Regions from separate parts of the Homo sapiens genome. Here region 2 is linked to region 1. A link is an interaction called in ENCODE POLR2A ChIA-PET data of the cell type or tissue named here. Cell type or tissue: MCF 10A. All regions are shown on one strand. Links, peaks and the distances in the headings refer to the core of each region. The heading gives the core; the rest is flanking DNA. Region 1 has its middle 7.3 kb from the start of CD300E. Region 2 has its middle 7.4 kb from the start of CD300C.

The links. ChIA-PET counts read pairs that join two places held together with the same protein. Peaks named below come from ENCODE experiments on the same cell type or tissue, not always from the same donor. Only the 100,000 strongest peaks of a DNase experiment are listed, where the experiment ranks them.
Region 2: POLR2A ChIA-PET joins it to region 1 with 6 read pairs; 3 of 35 experiments call an interaction of 5 or more read pairs at or near these places.

Annotation. Positions count from the first base shown.
Region 1 is chr17:74,626,402-74,635,710 of GRCh38, reverse strand. No RefSeq gene overlaps it. Among named protein-coding and RNA genes, the nearest start is that of CD300E, 7.3 kb to the right of the region's middle. RefSeq lists enhancers at 252-301, 3,027-3,527, 3,528-4,028. In MCF 10A, for the core only: no CTCF peak of the experiment used is centred there; no DNase peak of the experiment used is centred there.
Region 2 is chr17:74,548,839-74,558,147 of GRCh38, reverse strand. It overlaps a transcript of CD300H not described here. Among named protein-coding and RNA genes, the nearest start is that of CD300C, 7.4 kb to the right of the region's middle. RefSeq lists enhancers at 6,334-6,834, 6,835-7,335. In MCF 10A, for the core only: no CTCF peak of the experiment used is centred there; a DNase peak (open chromatin) is centred at 5,857.

The DNA of each region.
Region 1 (9,309 bases), core at 3,388-5,887:
TCATGGCTATGTGGTGTCCGTTCGTCTAGGGCCTGCATCGCAGGTGGCTTCCAGAGACAATTATTTCGCTCAAGTGGGGAGTGAGACGTGACTGCTGTCACATCTGAATGCCTCTCTGAGTCTGCCCATTTAAAAGGGCTCGCATTCCTCAGATAAAAAGTCCCTTTTCTTTCTCACTACTCCCCATGTGGCCTGGTTGAGGCCACCCCCGCGGGAGGGAGTTGGGCTTCTCACTGCTGAGTGGGGGTGGAAGTCCAGGTTCCCTACCCAGCCTTCCCTGACAGCACCTGGCAGGGGGATTGGGTGCCTGGTTACAGCTGGGTGGAGGTGGATGTCTAAGCTCCCACTCTGCCTTTGCTGGCCTGGGCGGTGGGGCCATCATTTTTTCTGGGGTGTTCTGTAGGGTAGAGGAGTCATTGTCTAAGTTCTTCTCTATTGCTGGGTTGCTCGTTCCCTGTTTTTTTTTTTTTTTTCTAGAGAGAGAGGGACAGCTTTTGTTGTTGTTTTTCTGTGCCTGTTATTGTTTCTGCATTGGTGGCCTCTCCATCAGGGCTGTCTCCAAGTCTGGGATACATAAAGGAAAGAGAAAACCCAGATAACTCATTGCTACATTGTTCCGTGGACCCTACTGTCTGTCCACCTTTCAGTCCCTTCTCATGCTTGTTTTATTTTTATTTTTTATTTTTCGAGATGGAGTCTTGCTCCATCACCCAGGCTGGAATGCAATGGTGAGATCTTGGCTCACTGCAACCTCCACCTCCCAGGTTCAAGCAATTCTCCTGCCTCAGCCTCCCAAATAGCTGGGATTACAGGTGCCCGCCACTATGCATACCCAGCTAATTTTTTGTATTTTTAGTAGAGACAGGGTTTTGCCATGTTGACCAGGCTGGTCTCGAACTCCTGACCTCAGGTGATCCACCCGCCTCGGCCTCCCAAAGTGCTGGGATTACAGGTGTGAGCTACCATGCCTGGCCCTCATGCTTGTTTTATACCCAAGATCAGGGCTTAGTTCTACTTGGTGGGAGGGATAGGGAAAAGTCTGTCTACTTCATCTTCGTGGAAACGTTAAGTGCATGGGATGGTTTTAAGGGCCAGGCATACAAGGGCTCACATTGTTTCTGTGACGTCCCACCAGACAGCCTCAGTGTCTGGTTCCCCTGGATGTGGTGGAAGTCTGGTACCCAACTCTGGGCCTGGCCTTAGATACCTGTGCAATTTCTTACATGCTCCATGGTGACCATAGAAACCAGCATGAAGGTGATGACGCTGATGGAAGGGCCCAGGTCCTCCAGTTGCCACCTAGAGATCTGCCTGACTTTCCTTTGTCTATGATCTGACTGAGAAATACACCTTTATTGTGTTAAGCTACTGAGATGTTAGGGTTGCTTGTCACAGCACTATCTATCCAGACCCTATATTGTTTAAGATCTCTTCTTTTTTTTTTTTTTTTTCTTAGACACAGTCTCACTCTGGGCCCAGGCTGGAGTGCAGTGGCATGATCTTGACTCACTGCAACCTCTGCCTCCTGAGTTCAAGCAATTCTCACACCTCAGTCTCCTGAGTAGCTGGGACTACAGGCCTCTGCCATCACGCCCAGCTAATTTTTTGTATTTTTGGTAGAGATGGGGTTTCATCATGTTGGCTGGGGTGATCTCGAACTCCTGACCTCAGGTGATCCACCCTCCTCGGCCTCCCAAAGTGCTGGGATTACAGGCATGAGCCACCGCGTCCGGCCGCAAAATACTTTAAGTGAAGAGCGCAGCTGGTCCTCAAAAGGAGCTATTGCAGGAAGAAGCCTGGAGTCTGAATTGGGGGTGGCTGGGAGTCCTCAGGGCCCCTTCTCCCCCACAACCGTCAGTGTTGTGTTGACAGCAAGAAGTCATTGCTGGCCACGCAGTGGAATGTGGGGAAGATGGCTCCAGCTCTTGCTGTTGAGTCAAACCGAGGATCCTGGCTTGGCCTTAATCTGGACTCAAGGGTTTAGACTGGGGACTCTCAGGAAGGCCCGAGGACTTACTGCATTTTCACCTGACCCAACACACTCATGCCAGGATCAAAGGGAGACTGCACTTCGGGAGCAGTTTGCGAAAAGCCTGCTCTGCTTCATGAAACAGGTTGTGATTGTAGGCTCTGGTCACGAAAGAACGCTCACAAGCCAAGCGTGGCCTTTTTGGAGAGAAATCTGTCAGGCTAAGTGTGTGTTTACCTTGGGACTCAGCAATCCTGCTGAGGCAGGCAGAGCCCAGAAAAACTCTCATGCAGGCCCTCAGAGGCCAGGCTAGAGCATGCTCAGTGCTGTGCTGTCTGGGGAGCAGGGAGCTGGGGGCAGCCCAGGTGTGCAACATGGGGGAGGGGCCGACAAGTAAACCCGGCACCTCCTGTAGTATACAAGCTCCAGTTCTAGTCAACAAACTCTACGGCCCCATGGTAACGTGGATGGGGCTTAAAAACCCAGTGCTGAGGCCTGGCATAATGGCTTACACCTGTAATCCCAGCACTTTGGGAAGCTGAGGCGGATGGATCACCTGAGGTCAGAAGTTTGAGACCAGCCTGACTAATATGGTGAAACCTAGTCTCTACTAAAAATACAAAAATTGACTGGGCATGGTGGTGTGCACCTGTAGTCCCAGCTACTTGGGAGGCTGAGACAGCAGAATTGCTTGAATCTGGGAGGCAGAGGCTGCAGTGAGCTGAGATCGCACCATTTCACTCCAGCCTGGGCCACAGGACGAGATAACGTCAAAAAAAAAAAAAAAAAAAAAAAAATCCAGTGCTGAGTGAAAAAGCTAAAACCAGAATGAGATCGATGGCATAAAGCTGGTTACATAAATTCTTTTTGCCCAGGCTGAAACGCAGTGGTGCAATCATGGCTCACTCCATCCTCAAACTCCTGGGCCTGAGCAATCCTTCTGCCTCAGCCTCCTGAGTAGCTGGGAACATGGGCGTGTGCCACTATGCGTGGCTAATTTTTAAATTTTTTTTGTAGAGATCGGGTCTCACTATGTTGCCCAGGCTGGTCTTGAACTCCTGGAATCAAGGGATCCTCCCTCCTCAGCCTCTGTGAGCCACTGCGCCCAGCCAGTTATGTAAACTTAAACACACTCCTACGAAGCCAGCATGTATACCTGACAATCACACAAGTGTACGGATGCCGGGGATTGGAAATGGGAAATGAGATAGAAAGGACTAAACAGAGAAATGATATGAGACAGGACTTTGCTTGGGCACATTAACTCAACCCACCGCACCTGTGGTGCCCTACACAAAGCAACAGTGAAGGCAGATTCACCCGGAAAAGAATGCTGGGAGAGGGGCGTAAGACAGAATGATGCAACCCAGGTACTGTGCCGCACAGAGGCAGCAGCTCGACTCTGCCAGAGCTGGCTTTGCAGGGAAGCTTTATCGGCATTTTGAAGGATGTGTAGGGGCTCCAGGTATCAAGGAAGGCAGGTGGGAGGCTGGAAGGGCTTTGACAAACACCATATATGCAGGCGTGCTGGCTCGAGGGAGCAGCTGCTATTTGGGAAATTAGAAATACTGTGCTTTGGAATGGCTGGAGCAAAAGTGTGAGCCGGGAGGATGGAAGGAGGCTGGGTCCTGCAGGGCTGTGTGAATCATGCTGGGGTCTGGATTTGATCACAGCTAAGAGGAGACAGTGAAGATTTTACAGCAGGAAGCCACTGAATCACATTTCAAAGCTTCCTCATTTTCTTTCAGCCATACCACCAACTTCTGCAATCTCCCCACACGAGTGCCTGGATTTCAGAATCTCTCTCAGTTTCTGTTTTTCTGGCAGTTGCTTCTTAAAGCTTGCTTGTGTTTTTTCAAGCGCTACGCTGGACCTGGGAAAATTCTCTCCTTGGTCATCGCATTCTCAAAGATTTCACTCACATTATTCTTCATCTCTAATGTTTTAGTCAAATCCCACCTATTTCTCTCATTTTTCAAAATGCAACTTTTCATCTGGTAATTTCAGTTTGTAGAACTTTATCTTGATTGTCTCTCAAGAGGGTTTTTTATTTTTATTTTATTTTATTTTATTTTATTTTATTTTATTTTATTTTATTTTATTTTATTTTATTTTTTGGCAGAGTCTCGCTGTGTCTTCCAGGCTGGAGTGCAGTGGCACGATCTCAGCTCACTAAAACCTCCATTTCCTGGATTCCAGTGATTCTCCTGCCTCAGCCTCCCAAGTAGCTGGGATGACAGGTGTGTGCCACCACACCAGGCTGATATTTTTAGTAGAGATAGGGTTTTGCCATGTTGGCCAGGCTGGTCTCGAACTCCTGGTCCCAAGCAGTCCACCCACTTTGGCCTCCCAAAGTGCTGGGATTATAGGTTTGAGCCACTGCGCCCGGCCCAATAGTTAGATAGTTTCTTTTTGTTGGATAATTACGGTCTCTTAAATTTTTTACTACTATGTGTTCACATTTTCATTTTTTTTTTCTTAGAATAGAATATGAAAAGTGGAATTACTGGGCGAAGAGAAAGCCCATTTTTAGAGTTCTTGTCACTTACTGCTAAATTGCTTTGCAGAATTAGAGCACTACATCACCTATAGACAGCATACGGATTCCACCACTCTGTTGCCTGCCTTTACTGAGCATTACCTTAGAAAACCTCTTGGCTAATCTGGAAAAATTTATAATTTTGTTGTTTTAGTATATCCATGTGGTTGATTTTCAGTGAGATTAAGTGCTTTTTCTTCTGAATGTCAGCCATCTGTATTTCTTCTTTTGAGAATTGTAGGTTGATGGTGTTTGCCAATTTTTCTTTTAGTTTGAATATTTTTCATTTTGATCTGTGTAAGCTCTTGATGTTTTTGGTAATTTTGTTTCAGTTTTTTCAGTGTTGTTGTCTTTTTTTTCCACACCCGAGTAATTTTAGTTTGTTGTAATTAACTCCATCTTTGTGCTTGGATTTCAAGTTCTGTGAGCACACAATGATGTCCTGGAGATATCTGCCCATCAACCAGGACAGGTTTTCCAGAAGATCTGCCTACTCACCTCTCAGCATACTGGAGGACTTTGATTAAACAAACGCTCCCCTTTGTCCCCAGCCCTCTCCAGCTGTTGTTTCCTCTCTCTCCACTTTCCTTCTCAGAGCCTCTTATAAAACAGTGTCTGTACTTTCTTTTTTCTTCTTTTCTTTTTTCTTTCTTTCTTTCTTTTTTTTTTTCTAATACACGGTTTCGCTCTCTAACCTGGACTGGAGTAAAGTGGCGTGATCTTGGCTCACTGCAAACCTCCACCTCCCAGGCTCGCGTGATTCTCCTCCTCAGTCTCCTGAGTAGTTGAGATTACAGGCACACGCCACTACCGCCCAGGGAATTTTTGTATTTTTAGTAGAGACGGGGTTTCGCCATGTTGGCCAGGTTGGTCTCGAACTCCTGACCTCAAGTGATCCACCCGACTTGGCCTCCCAAAGTGCTGGGATTCCAGGCATGAGCCACCGCGCCCGGCCACCATCTGCATTTTCTGACTCTGTTTCCTCATCTGTCATTTACTCTGTAGTCAAGCCCACCTGTCTTCTCTGCTCACCACTCTACAGACATGCCCTTGACGAGGGAACCAACAACCTTACTGTCAGTCAAATCCAAATGCATCTTCTCTTTCTGCATCTTACTTGACCTCAGCAGCCCTTGACTCGGCTGAGCACTTCTTCCTCCCTTCTTTCTCCTTTCTTTGCTTTCAGACTATCTCAGTCAGCTCAGGCTGCTATAACAAAGATACCACAGATTGGGTGGCTCACACAAAAGAAATTCATTTCTCCCAGTTCTGGTGGCTGGAAGTTCAAGATCAAGATGCTGGCTGAATCAGTTCCTGGTAAGGGCTGTCTTCCTGGCTTATAGATGGCTGCCTTCTTTCTTTATCTACACATGGCAGAGAAAGGGAGAGAGAAAGCAAGCTCTCCTGTATCTCTTCTATGATTCTATGATTTTTTTTAATTAAAAAAAAATTTAAGAGACAGGCTTCACTATGCTGCCTAGGCTGAAGTGTGGTGATTATTAACAGGCACTATCATAGCACACTGCAGCCTCAAACGCCTGGCCTCTAGTGATCCTCCCCGCTCAGTCTCCTGAGTAGCTGAGACTACAGGCTTGCACCACTGCACCTGGCTTGTGTCTCTTCTTATAAGGGCACTAATTTTATTCATGCGAGCCCCACCCTTATGGCCTAATCATATCCCAAAGGCCCCAACTCCAAATACCGCCACCTTGGGGATTAGGGTTTCAATGTATGAAACTGGGGGGACATAAGCATTCAGTCTACAGCCCAGACTCTCCTGGTTTTCCTCCTGCATCACTAGGTGCTCCTGATTTCACTCTCCTGACTACTACTACCTTCCTTCTTCCCCTCCCCTCCCCCTCCCCTCCCCCCTCCCCCTCCCCACCACTTCTTCTTCTCCTCGTCCTTCTTCTTCCTCCTCTTCTTCTTCTTCTTCTTCTTCTTCTTCTTCTTCTTCTTCTTCTTCCTCTTCCTCTTCCTCTCCTTCTCCTTCTTCTTCAACAGAGTCTCACTCTGTCGCTCATGCTGGAGTACAGTGGTGTGATCTTGGCTCACTGCAACCTTGGCCTCCCAGGTTCAAGCAATTCTCCTGCTTCAGCCTCCCTAGTAGCTGGGATTACAGGCGTGTGCTACCACCAGGCTAAATTTTGTATTTTTAGTAGAGATGGGGTTTCACCATGTTGGCCAGGCTGGTCTCAAACCCCTAACCTCAGGTGATCTGCCTGCCTCAGCCTCCCAAAGTGCTGGGATTATAGGTGGGAGCCACCATGCCCGGCCTTGCCTCCTCTTCTTTTGCATCTGGTGCACTCTTCTGAATGCCAGCACAGTCTCATTCTGAACGTCACCTTCTCAGAGGCTTCTCAGACCGTCCTGGGTGGTTCTTGGCCATATCACTCTGTTTAATTCTCTCAGAGCAACCATCATGACCTCTTGTGCCTTGTTTCTGCATTAATTTACTACAAGCAGCTGGGTAGTGGGAGATAAGGACACAGATCCTGGAGCCAGGCAACCTGGGCCCTCCAATCCTAGCTTCATATGAACGCCATCATAGAGTGGCTCACCACTAATGGGTCATAAGGCCTTCAGCAGGTTGATTGGCCCCTCTGTGCCTCAGTTTCCTCCTCTGAAACATGGGGATAATAGAAGTTCTACCTCACAGGGTTGTTTAAAGGATTAGAATTGCATGAGTATGTGTTTAATAATTAAGACAGTGCTAAGAAGGTTCCTGAAGGGTGCAGCCTCCTCCAGCTTATGTCCTTGAGAAACAGAAGACTTTTCCCATTCTTGGCAGAAATATACTCTGTCTTTATAAATTGATTAATTTAGGAGCATCTTTTCTATATACATTAATATAGCACATCGCTGCCCTCTTTCTTTATGAACTTCTCCCTTTTATAATCCTCTACTATTCTAATCATATCAGAAGTAACCTTAAAGCTAGTAAGAATCATCTTTTAATTTGCTCACTTCTCTTATCTATGGAGGAGGAAATTTCCTGAGCTCTGTGCAGTTCCACGGGCAGCAGCTTTAGTGACAGCCTGAAGAGCAGGAGGTGAATGTTCTGGGCTGGGGCAGTCCGGGGAGTCAAGGAAGAGAAGCACGTTGCTGTTGTTCTAGTAGTTGTTGGGGAGGTCAGCGAGAGAGAAGGGTTAGATGTTCATCAGGCTGAGTTTGAGGTGTCGGTGGAGTCAGGGTGGAGGTGTTTTGAGGGGATGGGGCACAGCAGGATTAAAGCAGGGGCAGGGAATGGAGTTGTCTTGTAGGAAATCCCATGTGTGGCTGGAGGAGCAGGTAGGAACTGCTGCTTAGAGGGCCAGGGGAAGTCCTCAGGTGAAAGCTACCTGCTTCTTCTGGGGTCCTATGGGGCTGCACTAAGTGGAAAGCAGAAGAGTGCCAACTTGTGGGGCTGCCAAATGAGGCAGATGGGGCCAGGCGGGAGCATCTGTATCTTCACCAGGGCTGAGCTAGACTCTACCTGGACCCTCCATCTGGCCTAAGATCACTCTCTAGGTTGTCTCTGCCCTGGTAAATCCTCACACCACCTAAAGTAGCTTCTGTTACCCTCAAGAAGACTAGCCCAAGAGTGCTCTGCTTTCAGGATTCTGCTTCCAATTGCCAGTGGGAACGATTGCTGGTTGCAAGTGGGGAGGGGTCCATCGTCAACGCCAGAGAATGGCAAACTCCTTTTGCCAGGGCCAGCCAGTACAGATTTTAGGTTTTTTGGGCTCTGCGGTCTCTGTCACAACTACTCAACTTGGAATTGTTCCTATAAATTTTATAAAATTAATCAGGGAAGAAGGGAAGGGGAGAAATGAAAATAAACCAAGCTTGCAGCACATTTGGCATTAATCATGAGGTCAGCCTGCTCTCTGTCCTGCTTCTTCATATTTGCTGCCTATTCCCCCAGAATCACACAGACCCGGTTGTAAGACTATAGTCCCCCTTAATTGTACCATAGGTAACATCTTAAGCATTGTGAGACATTAAGTTTTCCATTTGAGATATTTTTACCAGGTCTTGTATACCAGTGAAACTACTGATGCCAGCTGGTCTAGAGGAATCCAAGAGAAGCTGATTCACCAAAGAAGGCTGTTTCCAGATCATGATGATTTCATCCATCCTACCTTGACCAATCAATGATCCCAATTTTCCAGTTACTTGCCCTCTACAATCCCCTTAAAAGTCCCAGCCCAGAACTTCTCAGGGAGATGGATTTGAGGGTCCCTCCCAACTCCTTGCTTGGTTACCCTGTGATCATTAAACTCTTTCTCTGCTGCAAACCCTGTTGTCTTGGTGTATTGGTTTGTTCCAGTGCAATGGGCATATGAACTCGTTGGTCCTGTAACAAACTCTGCTGTTGTAGCATGAAAGCTGCCATAGATAATACATAAATGAACATGTGTAGCTGTATTCCAGTAAAACTTATTTATGTACACTGAAATTTTAGTTTCAGACAATTTTCATGTGTCATGAATTAAAAAAAAAATTCCCACCATTAATAATGTGAAAATGATCATTAGCTCATGGGGTGTATAAAAACACAAGGTGAACTGGAGGTGTGGTTTTGGTGTGTGTTCATCTCTTCCATGGCCCTACAAGTCTCATCATTTGCCAACCTGTTTTATATTGACGTCCTTGTCCACACTCCCACACGATGGGAAGTTGTACTTTGGATCTCACACCCCTGTGTAGTGCAACTTAGGTGCTTGTTCTCATGGAAGGTAACTCCTTATAACTACAGGGAGTGGAGATGCCTTGATACTCCCATGAGCCCATCAATGGGGTCTCCCCTCATCCTGTT
Region 2 (9,309 bases), core at 4,518-7,017, 79 kb after region 1:
GCAACAATTTGGATGAATCTCGAGGAGGTTATGCTGAGTGAAAAGCTCCAATCTGCAGTTTACGTACCGTATTGCTCCATTTCTATAACACCCTCAAAATGACAAAAGTACAGAAATAGATGACAAATGAGCAGTTCCCAGGGCTTAGCGATGGGGGATGTGGAAAAAGAGGGATGTGGATATGAAAAGGCCACTGCTTGGACAATGTTTAGTTTCAGCTTAAAAACTCTCATCTCACCCTCTACAACTGCCTCTCCCCTCCAGCCTCCTCTAACATGTCCTCTGGCTCATGTCTAAGTGGATTTGTCACACGTGTTTGGGAAGTCATTACCCAGGAAAAGGCTCCTCTCTTGACCAATCTAACCCAGCCCTCTTCACATCTCTCTTATTTCCTTTAAACACCCTTTGCAGGCAACGTCAAAAACATGCTGTCTTTTGAAAACATAAACTTCTTGCTCTCTGAGAGCTGGAAGTCTGGGCAGAGATGAAGTGTACCTTGTTCAGACCCTTCTCCTGTGCCTAAGCCACCTGTCAGCCAGGAAGCTTGCTGGTGGTGGTAGCTCTGGCCCAGACCCTTACGATGAAGAGTTGACTACAGCAGGTGAGATGGGCACTAACAAGGAGAAAGGGGTGCAGGGGCAGGAAGGGGGTGTTTCTTATCCCCACAGCTGCCTTCCCTCAGACCTTTCCTGGCACTGATTGTAGTTAGTGCTTCAAAGAGCTGCTTCCCTTGTTCACAGATAGTAAAAGGCATTGAAGATTGTCACCAAACCAAGTTCCAGCCTAGGTGAACATGTTCAGTAGGGACACTGGGTGTCTCTTCCTCTCCCAAAAGTAAGGTATTAGACATACCTGAGGCCGGGCGCAGTGGCTCATGACTGTAATCCCAGTACTTTGGGAGGCTGAGGCAGGTGGATCACCTGAGGTCAGGAGTTCGAGACCAGCCTGGTCAGTATGGCAAAACCCTGTCTCTACTAAAAGTACAAAAATTAGCCAGACATGGTAGCAGGTGCCTGTAATCCCAGCTACTCAGGAGGCTGAGGCAGGAGAATTGCTTGAACCTGGGAGATGGAGATTGCAGTGAGCTGAGATTGTGCCACTGCACTATAGCCTGGGTGACAAGAGCAAGACTCCGTCCCCACCCCCCCAAAAAAAAGACATAACTGAGACTAATTTATAAAGGAAAGAGGTTTAATTGACTCATAGTTCCACTTGACTGGGGAGGCCTCACAATCATGGTGGAAGGCAAAGGAGGAGCAATGTCACATCTTACACGGTGGCAGGCAAGAGAGAGAGCATGTGCAGGGGAATGCCTCTTTATAAAACCATCAGATCTTGTGAGACTTATTCACTATCATGAGAACAACATAAGACCTGCCACCATGATTTATTTACCTCCCACCAGGTCCCTCCCATGGCACATGGGTATTATGAGAGCTGTAATTTGAGATTGGAGGGAGGACACAGCCAAACCATAGCACCCACTCTCCTTGCTTGGCCTACTTGGTCTGAGGGGACCCAGCCACTCGTTTGTTCTTCCTTTTCATCATGTTGCCCTGTCCCCATGTGGTCTTTATGTTCTAGCCACAGTGTGCATCCCTCCCCAGGGCCTTAACACCTGCTGTTCCTCCCCCTGAATCCCTTCCCCCAGATCTTCTTACCTCTGGCTCTTTCTTATCCTTTTGGTTTCACCTCTGATGTTGCCTCCTCTGAAATGCCTCTGATCACCCTTTGCAGGGATCACCCCAATTGTCTTGATTATGGGTCCCTGTTTATTTTCTCCACAGTTTGCCAAATGCTGTTAATGTGTTTCCTTCGGGTGGTTTCTATCCATCTCCCTTTATATCACAGCAGCATTTGGGCCAGCTTCATTCACCACGAATGCCCCAGCATCCAGCTACAGAGTGTGGTGACAAATGTTGGCATTAAAGAAAATACTTGCTGAGTGAATAAATGAATAAGGATTGGATGTGGCTGCAGAGACTGGCTCTGGGCAAGTGTGGCCCAACTATATTAGATATCTGTTGATAAATAACAAATTCCCCCATGACTTCACGGCTGAAAACAGCAAATGTTCATTATCTCATGATTTTGAGAGCCGTGAATCTGGGAGTTGCTTAGCTGGGTGTTGCTGGCTCAGGATCTCTCTTTCATCAAGTTCTAGTCAAGATGTTGGCTGGGGCTGCAGTCATCTGAAGACTGGACCAGGGCTGGAGGATCTGCTTCCAACATCGCACATTCACGTGGCTGCTGGTGGGAGGCCTCAGCTCCTTGCTCAAAAGAGCTGCTTGTGAGTCTTCAAGACACAGCCACCAGCTTTCCCTGGAGATAGTGATCCAAGAGAGAGCAAGGCACAGTACCATTGATGGTTTATTCTTGGAAGTCATAGCCCGTGGCTCATATCTATGGATCACAGAGGCCCACCCAAATACCATATGGAAGGAGACTCCTCAAGGGCGTGGGTGTCTGATCTGGGTGGCTGTTAGACACGGGTAGTCATTTCCTCAAATTTTGCTGAGCCGACATTTACGATTTGTATTATTTTGTTTGTATGTTACACTTCCATCAAAGAATTTAAAAACCAAAACATGAGATTATACTTCTGAAAGTTTGCTTGACTTTCTTTTTTGGTTACAGTTTATTCATCTTTTTTTCCACCAAAGAAAGAGTTAATCTCTCCTCCTTCCAGCTATCTTGCCAACAGCTCTGAGAGAGTAAAGAATCTGACCGAAAGCATACAGTATAAGTGATCGTGTCAGCATTTCTCCGGCACTAATGCCCTAGAGTCTCTTCACTGGACCAGGACACTGAAGAGGACAGAGTGGCCCAGGGATGGCAAAAGGGAAAAGCAGAATCCTCAGACTCAGGAAACAGAATGAGAAGGGTGCTTTAGGCGGAGGGGGCCAAGGCGACCCAAACTGAGAAACTCCAGGGAGTCATTGTTTTCGAAGTCCTTCCACCCATCACTCTCCCTCTCCTCTCACTCCTCCAGTGCCTTTTGCTTTTCAGGAAACAGTTCGAAACTGAAAGCAGTCTGTGCTGGTCCCTGGCTGTGCTGACAGGTTGAAATTTTCAACAGGGAACCAGTGCAAAGACAATGGTGATTTGAGAGTGGACATTGGGCTTTAGGTTTGAGTACGTGTGTATGTGACCCTGTGGGGATTTCTTTCTTTTCTTTTTTTTTGAGATAGACTTGCTCTGTCTCCCAGACTGGAGTGCAGTGGCTCGATCCCAGCTCACTGCAACCTCCGCCACCCGGGTTCAAGCGATTCTTGTGCCTCAGCCTCCCGAGTATCTGGGACTACAGGCGCATGCCACCACGCCAGCTAATTTTTGTATTTTTTGGTAGAGACAGGGTTTTGCCATGTTGGCCAGGCTGGTCTCGAATTTCTGGCCTCAAGTTATCCACCCGCTTCGGCCTCTCAAAGTGCTAGGATTACAGGCATGAGCCACTGTGCTCAGCTAATTTTTGTATTTTTAGTAGAGATGGAGTTTCACAGTGTTGGCCAGGCTGGTCTCAAACTTCTGGCCTCAAGTGATCCGCTTGCCTCAGCCTCCCAAAGTGCCGGGATTACAGGCGTGAGCCACCGCACCCTGTGGGAATTTCTTTCTTCAACTCTCAAGCCTGCACATAAGGACCTGATTCAGGAAGATCCACACAGAAACTCAGGAAGACTCTGGCTGGGGAGGTCCCCCTCTCACATGCAGAGTGACCTCTCCATAGACATTGCCCGGAGTTGATTAATTGTTTGGTTTTCAAGGCCTGCCATAGAGAAACTTAGAATACAACGCCTAAGGAGTCGACAAGCTGCACATCCAATATCATAGAGCCACCCACTGAGGAAATTGAGTCTCTTTCTCTTTTGCAAAGGAAAAAATAATTAAGCAAAGATTAAAGCCCAAAGTGAATGTCTTTCCTTGGACTGGAATCAGACATATCTGCTTTATTCCTCTCTGGCCTTCAGGGCCTCCCTAAGGTCCAGAGGGGCCTGGGCCACTTCTATTTTTGAGAGAGAGAGAGAGAGAGAGAGAGAGATGAAAAAACAAGGTTACAAAATTGCGGTATATTTTAAATGAGGGAAGTTCACAGATCAATTTCTTGGTACACAAAAAGCAATAAAGTATAATTAATTGAGCTCTAAAAAGAAGATTGTGGCTGGATGCAGTGGCTCACGCCTATAATCCCAACGGTTTGGGAGGCTGAGGTGGGAAGATTGCTTGAGTCCAGGAATTTGAGGCTGCAGGGAGCTATGATTGTGCCACTGAACTCCAGCCTGGGCAGCAAAGCAAGACACTGTCTGCAAGGGGGCAGATAATAAAAGGATACGTATAAATGTATGGGTTCAATACTTCTGCCAACCAGCCCTGAAGTTTGTGGAAGGAAAATAAATCTCCAGACCCCACAACCACCAAGCCAAAGGGAACAGCCAAGCTGGGAACTGTTTAGAGCAAACCTGCCTCCCGTTCTATTGCTAAAAAAGATAGCTACTAAGATTTAAAAAAAAAAAGCTACATACCTCCCTCACAATTCGTTCACAAAGAAATTCCTTACGGACAAAGGACAGATGTAACTCAATGTCATCCCTTTACTCTCTGAGATAAATGTATATCTGATTGCTTCCCTTGGAAAGGCTAATCAGAAACTCAAAAAAATGCAACTGTTTGTCTCTTATCTACCTGTGACCTGGAAGCCCCCTCCCACTTTGAGTTGTTTTGCCTTTCTAGACCGAACCAACGTACATCTTACATATTAGGTTGGTGCAAAAGTAATTGTGATTTTTGCCATTAAAACTAATGTTGCCCAGGCTGGAGTGCATTAAAAGTAATGGCAAAACTGCAATTACTTTTGTACCAATCTAATATACTGATTGATGTCTTATGTATCCTTAAAATGTATAAAGCCAAGCTGTGCCCTGACCACCTCATGTTGTGAGGACCTCCTGAGGCTGTCATGGATGTACTTTTAACCTTGGCAAAATAAACTTCCAAAATTAATTGCGACTTGTCTCAGATACACTTTGGTTCACAAGTTATATAGATAATCTAACTTAGGTCTGGCATTGGTTATAGTTAGTGCTTCAAAGACTGCTTCCCTTGTTCACAAATAAGAAGCATTGAAGATTGTCACCAAACCAAGTTCCAGCCTAGGTGAACATGTTCAGTAGGGACATTGGGTGTCTCTTCCTCTCCCAGAAGTGAGAAGTTCAACGTGCAGTGTGTGTGCTGCTTCTCAATATAGCGGAAGCCATGGGCCAGAATCAGATGTGTCCTCCTCTTTCCTGCCTGGATGCCCCCTGCCCTGGGCACTTGTCTTTAGGGATGAAACTTGCTCTGGTTGGAACTGCCCATTGAGCTTCAGATCCTGGTTGCACCTTGGCCCCTGGTCCCTGGCCCCTTGAGTCTAGGCGTGCCTGCACCGGCCCAGGGAGCTTCTCTCCTGAGCTTTCTGCAATCTCCCATCTCCAGCCTCAGACTTGAGACAGGGCTGGACAAGGAAGCAGATAGGGAAAGAAAGCAGAAGTGGGGCTCAGACCCTGGGAGAGGGGACTCCACCTTGTCCTACCAGAGCCTGATGCAGTGACAAGTGACATCTGAGAAGAGGCCACCAGGGATCGGGCTGCTCGGCTACTGGCAGCTCTGTTCCTCCTGAATGTCTCAGGTGGGTGGGCCCTGGACATGGAAGTAGGGACATGGAGAGAGGGCAGGAGGACAGAGGAGCATCAAGGAGCTGTCAGCAGCTGCCTCACTAGCTGAGTGCCAGGCTCCAGGGCACAGCGCAGGTGAGTCATGTTCCACTGCATCCTCGACAGAGAAGGCCCTGGGGGAGAGGTGCCTGTGATTGTCATTGCCACAGTTATCCAATCCGAAATGCCATCTTGATGAACCACACATACAATCATAGATGCATGCACGTGCACACACAGGCATGCACACGCACAGTGTTTTCCCAGTCCATGCCCTTCCTGTCTCCATGGAAACCCCCCTCCCCGTTCCCACCTCTGCAGGGAGGGAGCTACTCACCCCTCAGTTCAGATTCCTGGGTGGACAAGGGCTGTCTGCCTGCCACTGTCTCCTCTACAACCCCAGGGTCCGAGAGGCCCTGACCCCAGAACATCCCTGACCCAGGCCCATCTGAGGAGAAGCTGGGACTTTGGCTTGTATTTTCCAGGCTGTTTTGCTGTGGGCGGCCCCAGCACCATGACAGACACCGCAGTGGGGATCCCTGAATGTGCAGTGTCAGTATGAGGAGGAATACAGGACTTTCAACAAATACTGGTGCAGACAACCACTTTTTCTACTATGTGACAAGACTGTAAAGGCTGGAGAGTCAGCAGGAGTGAGTAATGGCTGAGTGTCCATCAGGGACCATCCTGCAAACCTCAGCTTCACAGTGACCCTGGAGAGCCTCACAGAGGAGGATGCAGGTGGATATTTGTGTGGGGTCAATAGACTATTGCTCCAAGAATTTCAAGATCTTGTCTTCCAAGACCTTGTCTTCCAGGTGGAGGTGTCGGTGTTCCCAGGGGAGCCCCCTTCACTCAGCACCAGGCCTGTCTGAGTCTAGGGCTGGTCATTCTGTCCCTGAAGTGAGAAATGGGACAGGAGTGTGTGAGGTTGCAGGCAGTGACTTAGGACACAGTGTCTGTGTGTGCATGCATGGGTTTGCTGTGTGTGTATGCACAGGTGTGTGTGTGCGCACGCATGCACAGGTGTGAGTTGTGTTTGTGGTGTGTGTGTGTGCGTGCGCAGGTGTGGTGTGTGTGTGCTTGCACAATTGTGTGGTGTGTTTGTGTGTGTGCACCCGTGTGTGTGTGTGCTGACATGCACAAAAGCACATTTGCACCTGTTGTTGGAGACTCCTCTGTGTGCCCCACCCTGAAAGTGTCTGGCCTTGTGGGGCCACCAGCCTGGCTGACATTTGGGGTTGAGTGGACTCGGGTCCCATCATTCAGGGAGGGCCCCACTGACTTCCTGTCCTTACTTCCAGTTCACTCCAGCCACTGCCATGCCCAGGGCCCTGGCTCCGCAGTCACTCTAGGTCACGCTTCACAGAGTGAATGTCACCCCTCCCTCCTTGGCTGGGATGGGGTCTGCAGCCAGGTCTTCTTTCCACAGACTCTCACGTTCCCCTAGAGAGCAGGTTGACTCTTGCCTCTGAAAGTGCTCATCTGGCTATGAAGTACTTGGGGATAAGACTAGGGAGGGGCCCAGGGCCCTGGTCCGGCCTGCGTGTGGCCGTGGAACGTGTTGGACTCAGGGCATCTGTCCAGCATGTACTGAGTGATCGTGTCTGTGGAAATCAGAGCTGAACAGGTGATGATGAGTGGGAGACTCAGGCGAGGTCGCCGAGACTGACCTGTGATGCCCCTGCAGCCCTGACAGCGGCCTCCAGTCTCAGAGCTCCACGGGCACCTCGGGTCCTCCCGTTACGTCCCAGCGTGCACCTGGCCCAGCTCTACCAGACAGGACAGCCCTGATCCCAGCCCACACCCAGGGTAAGGTTCGTGCCCCCAGGACTGCCACCTGGGCAGCCTTTCCTGTAGGCTGGGGAGAGATGGGATGGTTGTGTCTCTCTTCTTCTGGTCCCTTCTTTGCTCACGCCTCCCACACCTAATGTGAAGGTCCTACTAAGTGCCAGGTGCTCCTGTCAGGATAGGGTCACAGCAGGGAACCACTCAGCCACAGTCCTGCTCTGGTGGAGTTTGGGTTCTACCAGGTGGATTCACACAGTGAACAGGTCAGCACAGTGGCTGACAGACAAATACAGCGAAGTTTGATGACTGCTGGGAAGAGATATTTGTGCCTTGGGTTTGGGGAGCATGTGTGTGGGTGTTGGAGTCGCTATTTCACTGACAATGATCAGAAGAGGGTTTGTGGATTAGAGGACATGAGCGTGGAGACCTGCAGGATTTGGGAGCAGGGCGCTCTGGGGTCTGGGGGAAGAGGGGTCCAGGCAGAGGGAGGAGTGAGGCAAATGTCCTGCAAGGGAGTCCTGGGACCCGGCCAGGCCAGGGCAGGGGGCAGATGTTTTGGTGCCCGGTGACCCCGGCCCTCTCCCCTGGCCTCCCTTGCAGCCCTGGCCCGAGTCTCATCCTGTTTGATGAGCCCAGTCCTCTGAGGAGCTGAGAGCTGAGCTGGGCCATTCATTCATTCCTTCCATTCCTTCAACAACCATGAATTTTACAGGCTGATATTTGCAACCAGAGGGCAGGTACCAGTTACTTGTGAATAACATGAATAGTCCTCACCTTCTCGGGAAATGATGGCCATACAGGCATCAAACTACATGACTGATTCCATGCGCCAGTGAATAACCCCGGGATGTAGAGATCTTGTGGGTGTGGTTCTCACCTGGATCCCTCCCTGTCCTCATGCACCATTTTCACGGCCACGTGCTTCCTTATAGGCAGTCCTGAGACTCCAGGGACTCTCAGGCTGAAGGTCAGGGTCTAATGATCTCTTTAGAGGAGTTGTCATATACAGAGTTTGTCCTCACAGGGATTTGTGTGGCCACAGGACCTGGGTTCACAGACAGGCAGAAGGTGGAGGGCACCTGGGCTTCCCCTGGGGAGATGACTCACTGCCATCACCGTGTCCCCACAGCTCCCTGTTCAGCAGCCCCTACGTCCTGCTCCTGGTCCTGGAGCTGCCCCTGCTCCTGAGCATGCTGGGTGCCGTCGTCTGGGTGAACGGACCTCAGAGAAGCTCTGGAAGCAGGCAGAGTTGGCCAGAGGGTGAGAACCAGTAGCATCTACTGTCCATCAAGGCCCTGCACTGCGACAGAACCCCTTTGCGGGACTGGAATGACCTCCTGACCACTCCCTCCCGGGCTGCTCTCTCCACATCTCCTGGAATTCTCTGTGAGCCTCCTTCAGCCTTTTCCCTGTGCCTGATCCATGAATCACACGTGAACCTGATGGACACAGACGCCCTGAGCTGTGACTCCATGTCTCATGTGCACGCCCTGGCCAGCTGAACCTCGAGCTGTCACCAACACCTCTAAGTGCCTGATGCCCTCTCTGCACCTTTCCATTTCTCCAGGAGCTTGGCATTGCTTCCTTCAACGTTTTCACAGGGAGGAGCAGGTCCAGGACTCCCCTGCACCTTTGCCACCATAATGGCCCACACTCCCCGGGTCCAGGAGTGCAGAATATGTGGCTGCTTCCATTTGCTGAGTGTGTCAATTCAATGATGCTTTCGAACTTTAAGAAATGACAATACATAGATTCTGGACCTATCATGCCCACTAAGTCAGACCTGGGTGAAAACTCCATTGTTCCCTGATCTCCACAGGCCTTTGCTCAGAAT